Regions from separate parts of the Homo sapiens genome. Here region 2 is linked to region 1. Evidence: read pairs that join two places in POLR2A ChIA-PET (ENCODE). Cell type or tissue: MCF 10A. All regions are shown on one strand. Links, peaks and the distances in the headings refer to the core of each region. The heading gives the core; the rest is flanking DNA.

The links. ChIA-PET counts read pairs that join two places held together with the same protein. Peaks named below come from ENCODE experiments on the same cell type or tissue, not always from the same donor. Only the 100,000 strongest peaks of a DNase experiment are listed, where the experiment ranks them.
Region 2: POLR2A ChIA-PET joins it to region 1 with 6 read pairs; 3 of 35 experiments call an interaction of 5 or more read pairs at or near these places.

The regions. Positions count from the first base shown.
Region 1 is chr6:149,843,431-149,851,609 of GRCh38, reverse strand. The region is part of intron 2 of LRP11 (LDL receptor related protein 11); the gene reads left to right. All of the region lies in intron 10 of RAET1E-LRP11 (RAET1E-LRP11 readthrough), which reads left to right. Among named protein-coding and RNA genes, the nearest start is that of RAET1E-AS1, 16 kb to the left of the region's middle. In MCF 10A, for the core only: no CTCF peak of the experiment used is centred there; DNase peaks (open chromatin) are centred at 3,899, 4,499 and 5,089.
Region 2 is chr6:149,749,817-149,757,961 of GRCh38, reverse strand. It overlaps PCMT1 (protein-L-isoaspartate (D-aspartate) O-methyltransferase), which reads right to left. Exons shown (of 8, transcript NM_001360452.2): 1 at 8,006-8,145. The coding sequence starts at 8,060. Among named protein-coding and RNA genes, the nearest start is that of PCMT1, 4.1 kb to the right of the region's middle. RefSeq lists enhancers at 6,285-6,787, 6,788-7,290 and silencers at 7,395-7,689, 7,615-7,851, 8,082-8,145. In MCF 10A, for the core only: no CTCF peak of the experiment used is centred there; a DNase peak (open chromatin) is centred at 7,501.

The DNA.
Region 1 (8,179 bases), core at 1,293-6,292:
TTACTTCTGTGCATTGGTGTTGGGTCTTCCCTTTGGAAAAACACTGAACTCATCTTTTTATCCTGTGTAAAAGCTTTGGAAGTCTTTGAAAAAAAGAAAGAAAGAAAGAAAGAACATCACCAATTGGTATGCTGTTCTCAGAACTCAGCACCCCACAGTTTGTCAGATGTTCCTCATATGAATTGATTTTTCAGGCCCGCCACTATCCTGCCTTGTCTGGATTTTCTCATATTAATCCATACCCTTCTTAACATCTAATACCCCTAATTGAACCCCATATTTAAGCTTTGGTTTTCTGACTCATTCATTACCTACTGTGATCCAGATATTGCCTCTCCTTCTATTAATGAGCTTCGTTACATGAACTGTGTCAGTAGCTGCATCACACAGTGGGTTCGTGCTGCATTTTTCTTGCCTTCAAGAGGAAACTCTGAACCAGTTCCCAATCGTGTATAACAGTGACGGCAGGTAGACCTCAAGTTATGAAGCCATCATCTAAATGACAGGGCCTGTACTAGGGGAAACATCTGTTACCAATTTGTGACTGTCTTAGAATGATATACATTCATGAATGTCACCCAAAGTTAACACTCATCCTGCTGAGACTTCATCATAATCAAAGCCCCCACGGATTGAGCACCCACTGAGTGCCAGGCAGCTTAGAGAGATCTGTAATCCACTGGACACCCTCACTTGTAGGCACATCCCCATTTGGTGGATGAAGACTGTCAGGAAACATTGTGGAAGACTTTGAGGTGGGCAAAAGATTACTAAGTACCTTTCAATGGAATGCTGGGTTGGTTAGTGGATCCTTCAGGGTTAACATCTATAAGTTGCAGAAAACTGATAGTAACCAAATGATTCTTGTCCATAGAAATGCAAAAGAAAATTAGGTATATAGGGGTAATTGACTTTCACCCTAGAGAAAATAAGATTTCAAACATGACATTTTAGTACATGTAGATACTAACCGATCTATTAGTAGATTCATTTCAGTACTGATTAGCAAACCCATTTCAGTTTTGCATCTCCTAGCAACTTCTTTTTGGCATTCATGATTGCCTGTATATGTGTAGTCTTCAGATTCTTTAAATCAGTTGAACACCTTATTGGTTCCCTCTTTAACTAATGTCTTTGAAAAATATTCATATTATATTTGTGTGACAGTCATAGCTTTACTATTTTGAGAATTTTCCTTTAACAGTAATTAACCCTCAGGAGCTATGCCTCTGATCCCTTTAACTTGAGCAGCCTTATTTCACACCCCAACATTTCTGCCAGGAGAATTGGGCCTCTCAAATCAAATTCCTTTTTCTCTGAGAATGGCTTCCTGCTGACTGGAACACTGATGCACTCCGCCCTCAAGCTGCAAAATGGGGCTAAGTTTGAAGGTTGTTGAGAATAGAGGGAGGGCAGTCACACAGCAAAATAGTTAAGTTAAAACCTGTTATTGGATGCCCTTGTTCCTAAGTCCCTTGACTGTCCCTAGCACCCAAGAGTGTCCATTGATTGGGCTTTCCCCTGAGCGCCCATCTCCTCCTCTTCTTGAGCCATTCATCCCTCCTCTCATCTCCCCTGCTCTCCACCATCTGCACGGGCTCCTCACCCTTGCTGTCTGTTCTCAGGCAGAGTAGTGATCTCTCCCTTTGCCTCGTGATACTTTAAGATCAGCTTCTAGGGCCCATCTTTTCATGTCCAAGTGACCCAGACAGGTATTCAACCTGCAAGGAATTATGCTGTCAGATTAGTTATGAAACAATTAATAGTTAATTTTTAAGCATCTGGTATGTGTCCAGTACTGTACTAGGCACTAAGCATACAGGAAAGCTCATGTTCCTGACTTGTCTCATTCATTCGTTTATTCATTCATTCATTCATTGACAGGGTCTCTGTTGCCCAGGCTGGAGTGCAGTGAGTGGCACAATCATAGCTCACTGCAGCCTCAAGCAGTCCTCCCACCTCAGCCTACTGAGTAGCTGGGACTATAGTCATGGCTAATTTTTTTTTTAACTTTTTGTAGAGATGAGGTCTCACTATGCTGCCCAGGCTGATCTCAAACTCCTGGGCTCAAGCAATCCTCCCTCCTTGGCCTCCCAAAGTGTTGAAATTACAGGCATGAGCCACAGCACCTGATCTGTCTTTTTCATTTGTGAAGACAGAATGGATGATTGGTCAGAACCAAGAGGCTATCCACTGGATTTAAAGTTATATATTTTATGCCCTTGAACAGGATATTTTACATCCACTTAACTGAATATTTATAATACATCAAAATGCAAGATGACACATATTTTTCAGGCAACCCATTAAATGATGCTGACTTTCATGGTTATTAAACATAATACATTTAAATCTGAAGTCAGAATGTAAAATATGACATTTAGGAACATGATACAAAGTAGGACATTCAGGAGATTTGGAATTCATAAATCAGTATATTGATTTACATTCGTCAGTTGCTTAAAATTTTCTAAATGATTATCTTAGTCCATTTGGTCTGCTATAATAAAACACCATGACTGGGTGGCTTCTAAAGAGCAGAAATGAATTTCTTTCAGTTCTGGATGCTGGGAAGTCCAAAATCAAGGTACAATCAGCTTTGGCGTCTAGTGAGGACCCATTTCTTATTTTATAACCAGCCATCTTCTCACTGTGTCCTCATATGGCAACAGAGGCAAGGCAGCCCTCTGGGGCCTCTTTTATTTTATATTTAAACATATTTTAACTTTTAGGTTAAGGGGTACATGTGCAGGTTTGTTATATAGATAAACTTATGACTTAGGGGCTTGGTGTACAGATTATATCCTCACCTGGGTATTAAGCATATTACCCAGCAGTTTTGTTTTTTTTCTAAACCTCTCCCTCCTTCCATCCTCCACCCTCAAGTAGGTCCCAGCGTTGTGCTGTTCCCCTTTCTCTGTCCATGTGTTCTCATTTAGCTCCCACTTATAAGTGAGAACATGTGGTATTTGGTTTTCTGTTCTTGCATTAGTTTGCTGAGAATAAGGACCTCCAGCTGCATCCATGTTCCTACAAAGGACATGATCTTGTTGTTTTGTATGGCTGCATAGTATTCCATGGTGTATATGTACCACATATTCTTCATCCAGTCTACCGTTGATGGGCATTTAGGTTGATTCCATATCTTTGCTATTGTGAATAGCGCTGCAGTGAACGTATGCATGCATGTGTCTTTATAGTAGAACAGTTTGTATTCTTTGGGTATATACCTAGTAATGGGATTGCTGGGTCAAATGATAGTTCTGTTTTTAGTTATTTGAGGAATTGTCACACCACTTTCCACAGTACACCACTTTTCACAATGGGTGAACTAATTTGCACTCCCACCAGCAGTGTGTAAGTGTTCCCTTTGCTCCACAACCTCACCAGCATCTGGTGGGGTTTTTTTTGTTTTGTTTTGTTTTTTACTTTTTAATAACATGGGACCTCTTTTATAAGGGCACTAACCTCATTCATGAGCACGTATCTCCAAACGCCATCACACTGGGCGTTAGGTTTGAACATGTGACCTTGGGAGGGCACTCAGCCATTCAGTCTACAGCAGTGACTTCAGAAAACCACACGTAAGGAAGCTTGCTAAAGGATGGGCATTATTTAAACCAACAACTTCATTATTAAATTAAAACTAACTGCATCCTGGCCTACCTGCTGTACATAATTTTTTTAAATAGACAGGTATTACTAAGTCTTTGTAACCAAGTATATACAATGTGTGTGTGTGTGTGTGTGTGTGTGTGTGTGTGTGTGTGTGTGTGTGTGTGTGTAATTTAGTTTAGACATATATGAGAAGCCCAAACGTGTATTGCTAGCCACTGAATTCCTAGCTAGGAAGATGGGGTTGAGTCAGACAACAGGCTGAGTCATTCATTGATTTGGCCAGAAGCCAACCACCAAAGGCTGTTACTGCTGAACAGGGATCTTGAGCAGAGATTGGGAGCTCCTGGTTTATGATCATGTCTTTTTCCAAGTTACAAATTGGATATGTTGTGTGTACATATATAGATAGTTTTTTATCCTGATACTTGGAACATGTCTGTGAAACACTGTAAACCCTCTCTCCAGTGTCATCCTAATGGGAGAAAATGTATAGAAGGGTCACCTGGGCCCTTAAAGGGAAAGCATCCGTGTGACAGTTCTACATCTTCTAAATATCTGAATGCAGGAGAGACAGCTCTCGTTAGCTAAAAGAGCTAGGGAAGGGACATTCAATCTGGATAGATCTAAACTGGAGTGTGCTCAGGAGGCTGAGGTGATATCATCATCTGCATCTGGACCCAGTGTTGCCTGTATCAGAGAGGCAGTGCCTGGGCAGGCAGGGGGGAAGCATGCCAAGGCCAGGTGTGAGGATGGCCCCTGACCCAGGGATGCTCTGTCCTTTCAGCCCCAGTGTTGACAAGAGGCTTGCTAGTGAACCGCAGGCCTGCAGAGTTTAGTCTGACATTGGCACTCTGAGCTTTGACACCCAGAAGCTCAGTGACTCACTGACTTTTGCAGGGAGCTCTGGCACAGGGTGACGCCAGCAGCCTCATGGATGGTACACCCAGCTCCCTGGCCTCAGTGCTTCCTTGGTTTATTCTATTCTATTCTATTCTATTCTATTCTATTCTATTCTATTCTATTCTATTCTATTCTATTATTTTATTTTATTTTATATTGAGATAGGATCTCGCTCTGTCACCCAGGCTAGAGTGCAGTGGTGCAATCTTGGCTCACTGCAACCTCTGCCTCCTGGGTTCAAGAGTTTCTCATGCCTCAGCCTCCCAAGTAGCTGGGACTACAGGCATGCACCACCTGGCTAATTTTTGTATTTTTAGTAAAGATGGGGTTTCACCATTGTTGGCCAGGCTGGTCTCAAACTCCTGGCCTCAACTGATCCACCCACCTCAGCCTCCCAAAGTGGTGAGATTACAGGCGTGAGCCACTGTGCCCGGCCCCTTGGTGTTTTTTAAAATCTCTGTTAACTTTGTCTCCACTCCGATGGCCACTCTCAGAATCTGGTCATGACTCAGCATCCCCGTCACACCAACCTTCTAAATCTCTGCTCCGAATCAATCCTGCAGCCCACGCCTCCACTCACATACCATGGCAGGGGGCCAGCACCTGCTGCTCCCTGGCAGTCTCAGGGCTTCTTGTCTGCTTTCAGGCGGAGCAGCTGGGACAGAGCAGCTTTCTTGTGTCACCTTACTTGACTGAAGGCTGCAGGGTCTCACCTAGACATACTCCAGCATGCCTGTCATTTGCAGCCATGCTCCCTTGTGTTCCTAAGTCCCAAGAGACAGTAAATGAGGGCATAAGCTATTGCACTGCTGCCCACCAGCCTGGTTCCGAGCTAGGATTAAAGAGAGCCAGAGCCTGTGACACACCCGCCCACCTCTCCACTTATGCAGCTCTGAGCTTCACCACCTGCACCTTGCCCTGTCTTTGTCTTGCCTTGGTTCAGCCTGGTGCCCATGGGAAGAGGCCATAACTGACCTTCCTCTCACTGCGGATGAAGGTGGGAGGAAAAGTTTCCAGAAAAAAGGAGACAGCAGACCCTGGTCTTCCCAGAGCTCAGGCCTCCTGGCCACTGCAGTGACCCAGGCAAGAGACAGGCTGGGGTCAGAGCAAGGTGGTACCCGCGGACAGGGTGATACATGGTCAAATTCTGGATGTGTTTTTAAGGCAGACCCCATGGAAATTCCTGATGGATTGGAGGTGAGATAGAAGGATCATTAAATGCAATCTTGAGGTCTCAAACCAGAGTTCTAGTCTTGTTTTCACTCTTATTTATCTGATTCTCTGATCTTATCTGACCAGATAAGACCTGGTCTTATCCGACAGATAAGACCTGAGCCCCAAGTCTTATCTGATCAGATTAAGACATTATCTGGTCTTGTCCTGTCTCAGACTGACTTCCACTTTTATTTCAGTGGGTTCTGATTCCTAGCATCAGCAGCCCACTCCAGGCTCTTTGGAAGTTCTCTTATTGTCATTAGAGCTCTCTCTGCTGCCCTTAGTATTTTAGCACTCACGTAAATGACCCGTTTGGCATTCTGTCAGTGTAGTTGGGCCTGAAGGTAATGTAACAGCGTGGCAGTGAGCACTGCTTAACATCTCTTTGAAATAAACAACAAAAGGCAGGTGGCCGTCATTGCCAGCCCTCCAAAGTAAGGCTTTTGCAGGGAAAGTGGTGGACAGCTTGTAGGCCAGTGTAGACTGTTTTACAACTCGAGGTCTCAATTCTGTCACTGTCGCAGTGAATGAAAATCACTTCACGGGGATTCGTTTCTTTGTCTGTAAAGAGTCATTGTGTAATGTTCAGTTAGAGATAAGAATCAACCAGTGGAGATGGTGGATATATTTAAGCGCTTACTATGGGCCAGGCCCAGCTCTTTTACATGAGTTACCTTATTTGATCCTCATCAGGTAGGTGCTATTATTACTTCCATTTTACAAATGAAAACAATGAGGTTTGGAGACGTTAAGTGACTTGTACATCATCAGCCAGCTGGTACGGGGTAGGGCTGGCATTCAAACCCATGTCTATTGGACACCGGGTTCTGTGCTCTTAACCACGCACCAGTGTTTCTTTCAGTGTGATCATGGGTCACCTGGGTGGGCTTGGTAAGTGTAGAATCCTGGGTCCTGCTCTCCTGACCAACCCACTGACTCTGACTCTCTGAGGCTGGGACCTGGAAATCCATACCTTAGCTAAAGTGGCATAACATATGACAACCACGGTAATCTCATTATATCTAAATGATTGTAAAGCATCCTATGGGTGTGTATATGTAATGTTGACAAATCCTCTAAGCCTAAGTCAGTCCAAATTCTAGGATTTCCTAATTAAAAACAAGCAGATGGTTCTTATAATAGTACAATCCCATCCTCTGTAATTTCCAAAGTCCATTATTAACGCATCAATGTAATAGAATGTCAAATGGTCAGCATTCTGCAGAGGACAATATCCAGACTAGTTCATTTAAGCAGAAAGGAATTTTTTTAAATAGAATATTAAATAGGTAATAGAATCATTAGGAGAGCTGGAAAAACAGTCTTCAGGCTGACTGTCCAGCAGTGACTCCCAAAATCCTACCACAGAGCTGAGCTTCAGAAGCTGTTGTTCCAGCATGCTCAGCAAGCTGCCTGTGAATGTTGGGAGAGCAGAGGGCAAGCATGGAGCCCTGGGTTAGGGAGTGATCAGAACTGAAGCCCAGGAGGGCTTCTGCAATGAATGACTGGGGGAACTTGGATAGAAAAGGAGGCCAAGGAAGCAGGGGTTTTCAAACAGCCAAAGTGGCCAGCATGGCCAGATACAGTAAGAGGGCCAGTTAAACATGGATTTTTTTTTTTTTTTTTGAGATGGAGTCTTGCTCTGTCAGCAGATTGGAATGCAGTGGGTGATCTTGGCACACTACAACCTCTGTCTCCCAGTTTTAAGCGATTCTCCTGCCTCAGCCTCCCGAGTACCTGGGACTACAGGCGCACGCCACCATGCCCAGCTGATTTTTGTATTTTTAGTAGAGATGGGGTCTCACCATGTTGGCCAAGATGGTCTCCATCTCCTGACCTCATCATCCGCCCGCCTTGGCCTCCCAAAGTGCTGGGATTACAGGCATGAGCCACCGTGCCCAACCAAGCATGGATTTTTTAAAAATAGTATTGTTGGTCTTGACACCTAGGAGACTTTTGCTAGGTCAGTTAGTGAGTTTTGCCAGCACTGTTTCAGGGGGATGGTGGGGAAAGCAGCTACATTGGGTGGGCGAAGACTAAATGGGAAGTGAGCAAACAGAAACAGCAAGCACGGCACAGCCAGGCCTTTCAGGGAGCCAAGTGGAGATGGGAAGGAAGCGGGGCTGTGGCTGGTGAGCCCTTAGAGCTCAGGGAATTTTTTTTATTTGTTGTTTTGTTTGTTTCTTAGGATGAGAGAAACTTGAGCATAGTAATAGCAGAGCCATTTGAAAGAGAAATGAGTCGATGTGTCAGTGTTCTAAAGGTCCTAGAAAGAAAGGGGGCAAGGACTAGAAGGAGGGGTTGGCCTGGAACACAGGAGGGACAGCTTCTCCCTGCTGGCTGTCAGAAGGAAGTGACAGTGGGTACAGGTAGGGTACCAGGAGGAGGTGGGTGGTGGAGCCCTAGTCATGGTCCTGATTTTCTCCCTGAAGCTGATGAGTCCCCC
Region 2 (8,145 bases), core at 3,057-8,056, 95 kb after region 1:
GCAGTGAGCCAAGATCACACCACTGCATTCCAGCTTAGGCAACAGAGTGAGACTCTGTCTCAAAAAATAAAATAAAATATTTTTTAAATCATAAAATCTAGGTACAAGGGACCACTGGGGAAAAAAATCACAGAATCTTGGATTTGGAAGGGTCCTTAGAGATCTAGTGTACATTCAAATCTGATGACAAAATCCCTTCTACAATATCCCTTACAGTGAAATGGTCAACCATTCTTTGCTTCAACATATTTGGTGACAGAAAACACTTTTTCAAAGCCAACTTTTTGATTGTTAGGATAGCTTTGTGAATACTTACTTATAATGAGCCAAAATCTGCCTCCCATTTGTCCTGGTTTGACCCTCTACTACATGACATTTCTTCAAATTTAAACACCACTGCTCCCTAAAGGTTTTGCTAAACCAAACCACCTCCATCCCTTCAAAGCACCATGTAAGATGCTGATCCTCTTGTTATCTTCATCACTCTTATCCAATAATCTTTAGTTTTACACTGCCACCCTGAAAGCATTTAACCAAAGCTAAATATAATATTAATAAAAATATTTTTGTAACAGCACAATCGAATCTTTCCCCTCCTACAGCCTAAGATCTCATTAACCAGAATGTAATACAGCCAAGCATCAAGATCTACTGCAATCCAAAAGAACCTTCAGTGATGGCAGATCTATTCTCTATCTGCACTGTCCAACAGGGTGGGCACTAGCTCCATGTGGCTACTGAGCTCTTGAAATGTGGCTAATATGACTAAAGATATAAATTTTTAATTTTATTTATTTATGTATTTATTTTGAGGCAGTTTCGCTTTTTCACCCAGGCTGGGGTACAATGGAGCGATCTCAGGTCACTGCAAACTCCACTCCCCGGGTTCAAGCGATTCTCCTGCTTCAGCCTCCGAGTAGCTGGGATTATAGGCTCCTGTCACCATGCCCAGCTAATTTTTGTATTTTTAGTAGAGACGGGTTTTCGCATTGTTGGCCAGGCTGGTCTGGTACCCCTGACCTCAGGTGATCCACCCACCTCGGCCTCCCAAAGTGCTAGGATTACAGGCATGACCCACCACGCCCGGCCAATTTTATTTATTTTTATATAATTTAAATTTAAATATATACATAGGATTTCAAGTTTACTTACTAGTACCTATCCATAAGACTGGTTTGAAATAAGTCAAAATGAGAAGGCCTCTGGACTTTGAGGCTCCAATTTCTTAGGATTTTACCAGCTGGTTCTATTTTTCCCATGTGCATACAAAAGTAGTGGAATATTAAGAGTAAATGCTGGCTGGGCGCAGGGGCTCATGCCTATAATCCCAGCAATATTGGAGACTGAGGCGGGTGGATCACTTGAGCCCAGGGGTTTGAGACCTGCCTGGGCAACATGACAAAACCCCGTCTCTACCAAAAAAAAAAAAAAAAAAAAAAAAAAAAAAAAGCCAGTCATGGTGGTGTGCATCTGTAGTCCCAGTTACTCGGGAGGCTGAGATGGAGGAGTCGCTTGAACCCAGGAAACAGAGGTTGCAGTGAGCTAAGATCACGCCACGGCACTCCAGCTTGGGCGACAGAAAGAGGCTCTGTCTCAAAAAAAAAAAAAGGGAAAGAATAAATGCTCTTTTCTACTAGCAACACCTACTAGTGGCTAAGAACTGGTGCTGTAGATAGAAAATAATTTCATTATTTACAAAAGTAAATGCTTTTAGGATATAAAAACTACAAATCATAATTCTTGCATATTCAAATGCCTACTAAAAATCTCGACTTAAATGTCTTATAAGAAAAGCATTCCTCAAAATAATCTGATCTCCCACAGTCCCCTCCTCACAGAATAAACGTGGCTGCTCACTCACTCACCATTTCCAATTTAGAAAATGGCAAATCATTCCAGTTGCCAAGGCCTAAAACCTTGGTGTTGGATCCTTGCCTCCAATCTTTTCTCCCAGATCCTAAATCCAAATCTGGAATTCGCTATTTCTTCTGCCTGGAATGCTTATCCCAAGTCTACCTGCGTGATATGTGTCTACTCCTCCAGCAAATCTTTGGTCTAATGATACCTTACTGAGGCCTTCTCTACAACTATAAACCTACTGCCCCACACACTCTGTCCTCCCTCCCTACTTTGTCACTTATCATGTGACATACTATACTTGGCTGCTCCCATTAGAAGCTACAAGAGGGAGTGGATGTTTGTTTTGTTCACTGCTGTATCCCCAGTGCCTGTCATATAGAAAGCACTAAAATATCAGCTGACTAAATGACAAATTCCATAAACATTATATATGTAAAATGACAAAATCAAGAATGCAAAAGAAACATAAGTAGAAACAATTGATCATTAGGGGAATGGACTGAATTATTTTTACAAATAAAAATAGATAAAAGAACAATTGCTTTCAGTGGTCAGTACAGTAGTTTCCCTTTACCCACAGGAAATACGGTCCAAGACCCTTAATAGATGCCTGAAACCGCATACAATACCAAAGCCCATACAGCCCATACAGATACTCAACATTTTTTTTTTTTTGAGACAAAGTATTGCTCCATCACCCAGGCTCGAGTGCAGTGGCATGATCTTGGCTTACTGCACCCTCAACCTCTCGGGCTCAAGTGATCCTCCCATCTCAGCCTCCCACGTAGCTCATGTAGCTGAGACTACAGGCATGCACCATAATGCCCAGCTAATTTTGTTTATTTTTTGTAGAGAAAATGACAAATGTTATTTTCACTATGTTGCCTAGGCTGGTCTCAAACTCCTGGACTGAAGCGATCCTCCTGACTCAGCCTCCCAAAGTTCTGAGATTACAGGTGTGAGCCACCGCACTCGGCCTTCCTTAACTTATAACAGGTTTATTATGACAGGTTTACATCCAGTAAAGTAAAAAACTTGTAAGTCAAACCACTGTTAAGTCAGGGACCATCTGTATGTTGTTTTCTTCCTATACGTAACATACCTATAATAAAGTTTAGTTTATAAATTAGGCACAATTAAGAAATTAACAAAAATAATGAATAAAATAGAACAAGTATCATTACATGCCAGCACCATTATTCTTGCACTTTGGGTCCATTATTAAGTAAAATAAGGATTATTTGGACACAAGCCCTGTGATACTATGACAGTCACTGCTAACCAAATAGGCTACTAAGTGACAAACGGGCAGGTGTAGACAGCATAGATATGCTGAACAAAGGGATGATTCATGTCACGGGCAGGATCAAGTGGGACGTCCAGAGAGTTCCTCACGCTACTCAAAACAGCACACAATTTAAAACTTATGAATTGCTTGTTTCAGGAATTTCCCATTTAATATTTTCAGACCTCAGTTGACTTGGGGTAACTGAAACTTCAGAAAGCAAAACCATGGGATAAGGGAGGGACTACTCTATAGCATTTGAAGCCTATCCATTAAGTTAACATCCCACAAACCCTCTGGTTTAAATACCCCTGCTCCAGAACATCACCTCACCTACTCTGGCTATCTTCCTAAATTTTACCATGGCTTGAAATTATCTCAATACGAGTAGGAAGTAAACTCTAATATAAACATTATTTAAATAGTCACATTCCCTGGATTAAGCAGGCTCACGGTTTCAAATTAAGCTAATTTGTTTCACGAGCACATTACCAGTCCATAATCATAAAATAATTGTATTTTTTCATTTCTAGAGACCTGTGCTGTCCAATATGGTAACTACTGGATACATGTGGTTATTTCATTAAGTTAATTTTTTAAAAAATTGAATTTCGGTTCTTCAGTTGTCCACATTTCAAATGTTAAATGCCACATGTAGCTAGTAGCTACCACACTGGACAATATAGAGAACATCACCAAGCACTCTATAGGGCAAGACTGCTATAGACTTTTTCTAAAACATTATTCTAAAGCATAAAACTGATTTAGCTGATATGCTGGCAGAATTCAACCTTATAATTTTCAATTCTCCATGTCACTGGTTCTCAAAATGTGGTCCCTGGACCAGCAGTGGCACCACTTACAAATCTGTTAGAAATACAAATTCTCAAGCTCCGGCAATCTGTATTTTGAAAAGCTCTCCAGGTGATTCAGGAGATTTTGAAGCATGCTCAAGTTTTAGTCACTGTTCTAAGTTACTTAAGAGTGGTTATAATATAAGCCATGACATAAGAAATCTACCATTACAATCTGAAATATTCTATAAATGATGCATCAACTATGAAATCATACAACCACAGTCCTATTATGATAGATTTTAATACAAAAGGAAAACAAAATATTCTTAACAAATTATATTAAGCTTCATTTCTTAAAAACAAAACAAAACAAAACAAAAAAAACTATTGGCCAGGTGTGGTGGATCATGCCTGTAATCCCAGCACTTTGGGAGGCTGAGGCAGGCAGATCACCTGAGGTTGGGAATTCAAGACCAGCTGACCAACATGGAGAAACCTTGTCTCTACTAAAAATACAAAATTAGCTGGGTGTGGTGGCGCCTGCCTGTAATCCCAGCTACTCGGGAGGCTGAGGCCAGAGAATTGCTTGAACCTGGGAAGCAGAGGTTGTGGTGAGCTGAGATCGTGCCATTGCACTCCAGCCTGGGCAATAAGAGCGAAACTCTGTCTCAAAAAAAAAAAACCATTAAAAATGTAATTTCCTTCCCCTTCTAGTAAGCAGGCCCCTTTTCATTTCAACATCAACACAATCACATTTTTATATTTTTCTAAGATTTCAATTAAAAGCCTTTAATTTAGGAAGAATATACACAGTAGAATAATGAGGAAGGAAGGCAATATTTTCAAATTTTATGTCAATTACAATTTTCACATGAGCAAGTATTACTTTTATAATAAGCTAATAAAAAGAAATCTATTAGCTAGAATTACCTCAGCAAGAAGTTGAAACTAAAGTTGCACAAGTGTTACAAAAGAGGCTAAACAACTATTCTACTCTAATTTCCTCTTACCAATCATAAATCTAGTATAAAACTATTTGCAAAATCAACATCTATGTATATTAAATATTCCTTATTAAATTTCCTGACAGAAAAACATCCTTAGAAATTTCAGCTAAGAACAGTAATGCAATACATTAAAGTGATTATGAAACCACCGGGAAAAGATCTATCTAGTCTTGGCTTACCACAAATTTGGCCCAAAAAAGGAGAGACTTTAAGAGCCTGATTGATTACAAATTTCTGCCACAGCCAAGTGCCTACTATGATAACCTACCGGTGGAAAATTACTTAATCACAATTTGTGTACAAAATGTTTCAGGTACATATACTGCAATAGAAGGCACTGAGATCATGTTAAGGGATTTCGTAAAAAATATTTACAACATATTGAGCTTATGTGCCATCCATGAGAACCCAAATCATACTTCATACTACTGTTGTAGCACATAAATGTCCATTTCCAATCAAGCATCATTCCATAAAATGAACCTGACAATGCTTGACAAAATATTGACATCTAGGCTGGGCGTGGTGGCTCACACCTGTAATTCAAGCACTTTGGGAGGCCGAGGCAGGCAGATCACCTTAGGTCAAGAGTTTGAGACCAGCCTGGCCAACATAGTGAAACCCCGTTTCTACTAAAAATACTAAAAATTAGCCAGGCGTGGTAGTGGGTGCCTGTAATCCCAGCTACTCGGGAGGCTGAGGCAGAAGAATCGCTTGAACCCAGGAGGCAGAGGTTGCAGTGAGCCAAGATCACGCCATTGCACTCCAGCTTGGGAAACAAGAGCAAAACTCTGTCTCAAAAAAAAAAAATGTTGACATCTAAACATTCACCATGGCCAGGTGCGGTGGCTCACTCTTGTAATCCCAAAATTTTGGGAGCCTGAGTCCAACAAATTGCTTGAGTCCAGGAGTTCAAGACCAGCCTGGGCAACATAGCAAGACCCCATCTCATAAACTACCAAAAAAAAAAAAAAAACCCTAAAAATTAGCCTGGTATGGTGGCACCACTGTACTCAGGAGGCTGAAGTGGGAAAATCGCTTGAGCACAGAAAGCAGGGGTTGCAGTGAGCCGAGCTCACACCACTGCACTCCAACCTGGGTGACAGTGAAACCCTGTCTAAAAAAAAAAAATAATCAACATTCTCTCTTACCAAACACTAAAGACTCAGTTTCCACATTAAGTATTGTCCCCCCACCAAAAAAAAATCCAAAATGACTAATATATCAAGTACCGGCCTGGCGCGGTGGCTCACGCCTATAATCCCAGCACTTTGGGAGGCCGAGGTGGGCAGATCATGAAGTCAGGAGTTCGACATCAGCCTGGCCAACATAGTGAAACCCCTTCTCTACTAAAAATACAAAAATTAGCCAGGCGTGCTGGCAGGCGCCTGTAGTCCCAGCCACTCAGGAGGCTGAGACAGGACAATTGTTTGAACCTGGGAGGCGGAGGTTGCAGTGAGCTAAGACCGCGCCATTGCACTCCAGTCTGGGCTACAGAGGGAGTCTCTGTCTCAAAAAAAAAAAAAAAAAAAAAAAGTACCAACCATGTGCCAAACAGTACTCCTAATTTCTCTCAATTACCTTTGTCTGTCTAGCACAGATTTAGGCATATAACGGACATTTAATGGGCATTTATGAAAAAAAGGGATGACTGTTAAATTCTTAGAGAAAATTCAAAAAAAAATTTTTTTTTTGAGGCGGAGTTTCCTCCCTTGTTGCCCAGGCTGGAGTGCAGTGGCAAGATCTTGGCTCACTGCAACCTCCCCGTCCCGGGTTCACGCGATTCTCCTGCCTCAGCCTCACAAGTAGCTGGGATTACAGGCAGGCACCACCACGCCCGGCTAATTTTTGTATTTTTAGTAGAGATGGGGTTTCACCATGTCGGCCTGGCTGGTCTCGAACTCCTGAACTCAGGTAATCCACCCGCCTCGGCCTCCCAAAGTGCTGGCATTACAGGCGTGAGCCAATGAGCCCGGCCAAAAAAAATTTTTTTTAATGGTGCCAGCCGTTAAGGAAATTACAAATCGAGTTGAGAAATAAGACAAACACATGAAAAGCTAAGTAACACAGGACAATTAAAAATACCATGTGACAAGATATGATTACTGCATAGTAGCGAATAATGCTATAAATTCTGACCAGTGAGTTTATTATAGACTGCGGCCCTTGTAGTCTCCCAACAAAACGGGGACGCTATATTTCGATTTAAAAAAAGAAAGTGACACAGCACTCATCCTATCCTAAAATTATCATCAGAAGAAGGAATACAGTAACTAAGGAGAGTGATATAAAGAAACTCCACATAAGGTTTTTAAAGCCTATGGTAGCCCTGAAAAAAGTTAGAACATCAGACACACAACCCTCTGCTGATCCAGGACCTGCAAAGGCTCCTGAAATACAAGTCTCTCAGGAACAGCATCCCCTGTTCTTTCTCCGCCCCGCACGGAGCTTTCCACTGGACAGCCGCCCGAGAAATTTCTCCCAGCATCTGCAATGGCAATACTCTCATCTTCCTCCCCTCGCCTGTATCAGACGGTGGCATCTCCCTCCAGGGGAAAAAACGGAGGGCGGGGGAGGCTGCATAAGAGGGAAAGCTTGCAGCGAGGTTGATTATGGAGGAGGAAGGTGAGAAAAATGCAGGGGACGAGGGTGGGGTCTCCTGAGCGCCAGCCCACTCTCCATAAGGCCTAGCCCACACGCTCCCACCCCGAAGGCACGCCCCTCACAAGCCGGACCCGGACGCGGACCTGAGTGACAGCAGCATCACCTGTACTGCACTCCCTCCCCCAGGGCCTGCAGGGAGACGACTGCCCCTGCCCCCACCAGCAGCGGCCCCTGGCTCTTTCTCTCCCCTTCCAGTCCACGTCGTCGACGAGTGACAGGTCCCGAGGGAGGCGACTGCAAGCGCACGCCGTTCGGGACTACCGGGGCAACTCTGCGCCGAAGCCCTCCAACAGGCGCGCGGGGACAGACAGAACGTTCCGGACGGCCCAGGGGGACCCGGTCCAGGCCCAGCCTGCCCCAGCTGCCCTACAACGGGCGGAGGTGGCACTTACTGCGGAGATTGTGGATTAGCTCCGAGTGGCTGGCGCCGCCGGATTTCCAGGCCATCGCTAAGCACACTCGGAGCAGGTACAGAACCACCTTCAGCGCGACGACGGTGCCCAGCAGTTTTCCCAAGAGTGAGACCACCTCC